Linked DNA regions of Homo sapiens: region 1 is linked to region 2. Evidence: chromatin loops called from intact Hi-C (ENCODE). Cell type or tissue: CD4-positive, alpha-beta T cell. All regions are shown on one strand. Each heading gives the region's core, and the rest is flanking DNA. Links, peaks and the distances in the headings are about the cores only.

Region 1 (2,908 bases), core at 100-2,599, 68 kb after region 2:
GGTACCTGAATATAATCGCAGGCATGAAAGATTGAATAGAGATTGGAATTAAAAAGACCTAAACAGGGCCAGGCACACTGGCTCATGCCTGTAATCCCAGCACTTTGGGAGGCCAAGGTGGGTGGATCACTTGAGGTCAGGGGTTCAAGACCAGCCTGGCTAACATGGTGAAACCCCACCTCTACTAAAAATACAAAAATTAGCTGGGCGTGGTGGGGCACACCTGTAATCCCAGCTACTCAGGAGGCTGAGGCAGGAGAATCTCTTGAAACTGGGAGCCGGAGGTTGCAGTGAGCCGAGATTGCACCATTGCACTCCAGCCTGGGTGACAGAGCAAGACTCCGTCTCCAAAAAAAAAAAAAAAAATCTAAACATAACTAACTGTGCTATAGTCTGCCTAAAGAAAGAATGGGTTAACAGGAAAGGAATCACCTACACAGCATCTATAAAACAGACTCTATTCTAACTGTAACGTAGACTGTCCTCCAGAGGAGGCAGAAGCCTAGGGCTCCCATTGTCATCAGCCATTACACTCATCCAATCCTATTTTCATTTTATGCTCTCCAAGAAATGCTATAAAGAATTTAGCTTTCCACCCAGATTAGCCTACAGGGCGAGAACGTACGGATCAGCCAACATGAATATTCAGTCTGCTTATGAATATACTTCTCACTATAAGTTTAAAATTCATTCTGGTTTATTCAACAGGCTTGGGAATTAGGTTAGTGTGAGTCACCTCCAGGCATATTGAAAATAAGAAATTTGCTAGCTTAAAAGAGCTGGGGAACAAACCCTGATAACCCTAACAAGGTTGTATCATCTGAGCAGAGACAGAGAGGACAAGAATAAAGTGCTGGTAGGTTTAGGTTTTGCACCCAGCTGGTGGAAAAAAGGACCTGTGGCCTATATTTGATTTACCCCACAAGCCAGAGCAGGGAACATGCCTCCCCCTTGAACATCTTGAAGTGGGAGGAGGCAGAGGGTGGCTCCTAGGCCTTCTTTGTTCACTACTAGGCCTTCCCTTGAATGTCCAAGGCTCCCCAGCAATCCATTTTAGCCTTATTCCACCCACATATAAACAGGTTGAGAAATGCAATAGATAGAAAGGCTCTCTACTGAAACCCACTCCAGTAATCCAGTCAGCCAATCGGCCCAGCGTGGCCTGAAGCTACCGAGCTCCTCTCCATCCTTCTCCACACTGAAAACTGGCACCATAGGTACCTGCTTTCAGCAGTTCAAGGGTATTTCCCATGCTCTCAAGGTGAGGTCATAGTCCTCACATGGTTTTTAGCTATAGTCTGCCTCTTCAGGCTCCTATTACAACTCCATCACCTGCTCATCATTTGAGAGCTCTGTGCCCTCCATGACCCTTTGGACATACCATTTCCTCCTTCTTTTCCCGGAAGGCTCTGTCCAGATCCCCTCCACCCTTCTGAACACCCCACTTCACCTGTAAAACTTACTAGTCCTTCAGGACTCCACTTGGATGCCATTTCCCCACCTGAGTTACACTCCTGTACACATTTCCATGGAGTTACCCTACCTTAGTCCTTATTACACAATAATTTCTTTCTTTCTTTCTTTCTTTTTTTTGACAGGGAGTCTCGCTCTGTTGCCCAGGCTGGAGTGCAGTGGCACAATCTCAGTTCACTGCAACATCCACCTCCTAGATTCAAGCGATTCTCCTGCCTCAGCCTCCCGAGTAGCTGGGATTACAGGCGAGCGCCATCATGCCTGGCTAAGTTTTTTGTATTTTTAATAGAGATGGGATTTCACCATGTTGGTCAGGCTGGTCTCAAACTCCTGACCTCATGATCTGCCCGACTCGGCCTTCCAAAGTGCTGGTATTACAGGAGTGAGCCACTGCGCCTGGCCTGATGAAATTTTTACAATTTTGTTTGGTTTCCTTTTATGTACAAAGTTATAAACACTGAGCACTACCACCACTACTCCTCTTGCCAAAAATGGCCGTAACAAGAACTAAACCTCTCCTAGAATGACAGGGAGACTTCACACGTACACCTTACTTTTGAAACTGAACAATGTAAATAGCCTATTTTTAAGGATAAGTTAAAATAAACTTTTTTTTTTTTTTTCCCAGACAAGGTCTTGCTCTGTCACCCAGGCTGGAGTGCAATGGCACAAATACAGCTCACTGCAGCCAGCCTCCAACTCCTGGTCTGAAGTGATCCTCCCATCTCAGCTTCCCAAGTAGCTGGGACTACAGGCATGCACCACTATGCCCAGGTAATTTTTTAATTTTTAGTAGAGATGGGATCTCAGTATGTTACCCAGGCTGGTCTTGAACGCCTGAGTTCAAGCTATCCTCTCGCCTTGGCCTCCCCAAATGCTGGGATTACAGGTATGAGCCACCGTGCCTGGCCAATAAGTAAAATGTAAATTTTAAAAGTCAGTCATGGTGAAGAATATATTTTACATACACATATACACTTATGAAATCTAAATGTCCTTGCCCAAACATTTCCAGAAATTTCCATATCTGTTCCAATGCAAATACTTCTAAACCTCTTCATTATCTCTGCCAAGAAGAAATCAATCCCAAACTAAGCTGATAGGCAGAATAATTCATTAGATGTTTCAAGCAGCAAATATCCAGCTTTTTAGGTGAGGAAATAATGTGACTTCAGTGGAACTTTTTTTTTTTTAAAGTGGTAATAATAGCCAAAGAAAATTAATTCCCCCTAGAAAAAACTTAAATCTTAAGAAGGCCCAAGTATACTGCTAAAAATTAGTATGATTAGTGTTTTGGAGTGGATTTTATTTTTCTTCAAGGAGGAAAAGATAAACATGCTATTAATATGACCTCCTGAAATCCAGATTTCCTGTCCAAAGCAACGATTTCCAGGCATTTTCCAAATATTAGGTTTATTGTATTGTTAACATGTAC
Region 2 (2,908 bases), core at 120-2,619:
GCCCTCTGGTTCTGATGAGATTTGCCACAAGGATGTTCTGAGTGATCAGAGGGCAGGAAACTGTACCTGCAGCTTCTCCTCACTGAGATGATACAGGTTGGCTGGGTCCTTGGACCAAAGGGCACAGCTCCAGTCAGGCAGTGCCCCGCATGCAGCTAACCTCAGAAGTTCCTCATCTGTGAAATTCCTGGAAGGCTCCTCCAGCCCTGTGAGGCCTGGGGGCAACATCAGCTCCCCACTGTGACTTGCTCCAGGGTACTGAACCATCCTCACTGCTTTTCCTAAACTCTATCCGCCACGTTGTAAATGCTCCTTTTAATAACCGACCTTCCTTCAATTACTGAGTTTGAATGTGCTGTCTGTTTTCTGGCTCACAAGGTAAGCATTGGTGTTAGGGGTGCACTGCAGAGAAGGTCAGGTGAAGGAAGGATAAAAACAAAGAGGTCCACTAGGTAGAGCCTCGGAGCTTTTCCCGTACCTCGTCAGAACCTAGGATTTAGCGGAGTCAGAAAATGGAGCTGACAACTGGAAAGGCTGGGAAGGCAGAGACAACATCAGATTTAGAACAGTGCTCCTTTATAAGGGAATGTTTTCTTGTCTCTCTTTTGAGGTCGAGTTTCACTGTTTTAAGCGCCTCTTTGCAGTCAGTTTTATCTATCCAGCAATTTTTTGGTCTCTGCAAACCCAGGGGGAGCCCCTTGGGGCTTCGTTTTTCAGCTCTTGTAATGGACATAAGGATAGAACAGAAAAGAAGGGATCCAGGCTGTGGGAGAATTAAGAAGTAGAGCCAAGGACAGGGTTAGGGAAACTCTGGACCTTAGTGGAGAACGTATAGAAAATACAAGCGGGTTTTCTGAAAGCCACGCTTTCAGGGAGGACCCCCCAGAGACCAGAGCGTCAATTTCAAACCATCTGGGCTCAACTGTGCCCTTTTTGGAAGGCACCTCTGGTCCTGAAAGTCTTTATCGGGTGACTTCTCTGCGAAGAGAAAGATCCCATTTCCTAAGCCGGAGCACCGAGTTACGCAGTTTGCTGAAGAGATGCAGCCGCTCCCAAAAGTTTTACTTTGAGATTCAAAGACAGGAACAAAAAGAGAAAACCCCAGCACCAATTCAGAGCTGTACTCGAGGTTGACGATCTATCTCTCCAGCACCTCTGAAAGTGAATGTTTTAACAAAGTGAAAGCTCCCTCCAGCTTGGGGCAATGCTGTGGGTGGAGACAGGAAATGCACAGAAGCCCAGCAGACAATGACAGGCATTGCCTGGGACATGTCACCTGACTTTCATATAAAATAAATCTCTGAAGACAAGAGTCTTAAAAAAAAAAGTCTTATTTTAAAAACACGAGGGATGATTTTGATTGAAAAATCCATAGAGTGGTTCCCTTGCCACTCCTTAGTGTAAATATATAATAAATATGCATTTGTGTTTAAGGCACGGTGTGCACCTTGAATTTACTGGTAAGTTATCTCTCATGAAGACTGCTCAGCCACACCTCTCCCCACATTATTAAACCACTACCTGAAAACTGCAATTATCATCGTACCATTTCATGGGGCTTAGGAGATTGTGGGTGATGCCCATCTTCCTTCCTTCCAGCCTTTTTTTTTTTTTTTTTTAAAAAAACAAGTCTCTGTCACCCATGCTGGAGTGCAGTGGCACAATCTCGGCTCACTGCAACTTCCGCCTCCTGGGTTCAAGCAATTCTCCTGCCTCAGCCTCCTGAGTAGCTGGGACTACAGGCATGCGCCACCACGCCCGGCTAATTTTTGTGTTTTTAGTAGAGACAGGGTTTCACCATGTTGGCCAGGCTATCCTCGAACCCCTGACCTCAAGTGATATGCCTGCCTCAGACTCCGAAAGTGCTGGGATTACAGGCATGAGCCACCATGCCCAGCCCCAGCCTTTTTCACAGTACCTGTCCCTCTATCATTTATTTGGCCATAACATACGAAAAACTATCCGTGCTGGGGGATCCTTCAGGAAATTAAGGGAGGGAACAAAAGCCCTCCTTTGTGCTCTGTGCCTACCATGACCTGAATAGCTGGGGTTTGTTTCTAGCTCTATCTTCGCTGCTTTCACCGGAAAAGCTATTTTAACAGTTACAAAGTTAAACAAATAAACCAGCTTTGCCAGATGTATTTGTTGTTTACCAACAATGGCCGAACATTTCTTTTCTGGACAGTGAGCAAGTGTGTGTCTAAAAAGTGTGCCTGCAAGCACTAAAGAAGGAGGAATTGTTCTCCGGACAAAGATAAAAAGTGCTTCTTTTGGAGCCATAGAATGAAGTCATCACAGCTCCTTTCTCTCCTATCAGAAAAGAGACAGGAAATGCCATCTCTAGAGACCCAGAGAAATGCTTCTTACTTTCTGCTGTCATAAGATGCTTTTAGTTTCTTTTAAAACATAATAATAAGCTAAAACAAACAAACAAACAAAAAAACCCAAACCCTAATAGTTTCTGGGGTGACAGCTACACTTACTTATTTCAACTTTTTAGTTGAAATAAAAGTCTACACAGATCAAATCACCCTTCAAATTTTTTAAAGAAATTTCCCAGTGAACAGAGGTGGCTGAGATTAAAAAAAAAAAAAAATCACAGAGAATCTAAAATAAGCAAGCATTAACTTTAAGAAAAACGACAATGGCAAAGCTTTTGAGACAATTTTACTGAACTGCAAGAAATCACAGACAGAACAGACAAACTCACACAAATGCTATGAGAATGTTTAGTATTCACACTGCAATTAGGTACAACAGCTGCTCATTTTTGCTATTTATATAGATATTAAACCATTAACAGTTAAAAGAGCAAAATATGGCACTGATGTGAGAACAGCCCTTTCAAAAAAAAAAAAGTAGAAAAAAACATAAGAATAAACACTCAACTGAGAACAGTCAACCATCT

Evidence for each region. Hi-C counts contacts between places; a loop is a spot of excess contacts. Peaks named below come from ENCODE experiments on the same cell type or tissue, not always from the same donor. Only the 100,000 strongest peaks of a DNase experiment are listed, where the experiment ranks them.
Region 1: it touches region 2 in a loop (3-fold over the local background); 44 of 110 quality-filtered maps call a loop at or near these places.

The regions. Positions count from the first base shown.
Region 1 is chr9:130,030,087-130,032,994 of GRCh38, forward strand. All of the region lies in intron 1 of FNBP1 (formin binding protein 1), which reads right to left. Among named protein-coding and RNA genes, the nearest start is that of FNBP1, 12 kb to the right of the region's middle. In CD4-positive, alpha-beta T cell, for the core only: no CTCF peak of the experiment used is centred there; DNase peaks (open chromatin) are centred at 817 and 1,255; H3K27ac peaks cover 1,464 bases.
Region 2 is chr9:129,962,016-129,964,923 of GRCh38, forward strand. The region is part of intron 4 of FNBP1 (formin binding protein 1); the gene reads right to left. Among named protein-coding and RNA genes, the nearest start is that of FNBP1, 80 kb to the right of the region's middle. In CD4-positive, alpha-beta T cell, for the core only: no CTCF peak of the experiment used is centred there; DNase peaks (open chromatin) are centred at 1,216, 1,536 and 2,306; H3K4me3 peaks cover 1,769 bases; H3K27ac peaks cover 2,500 bases.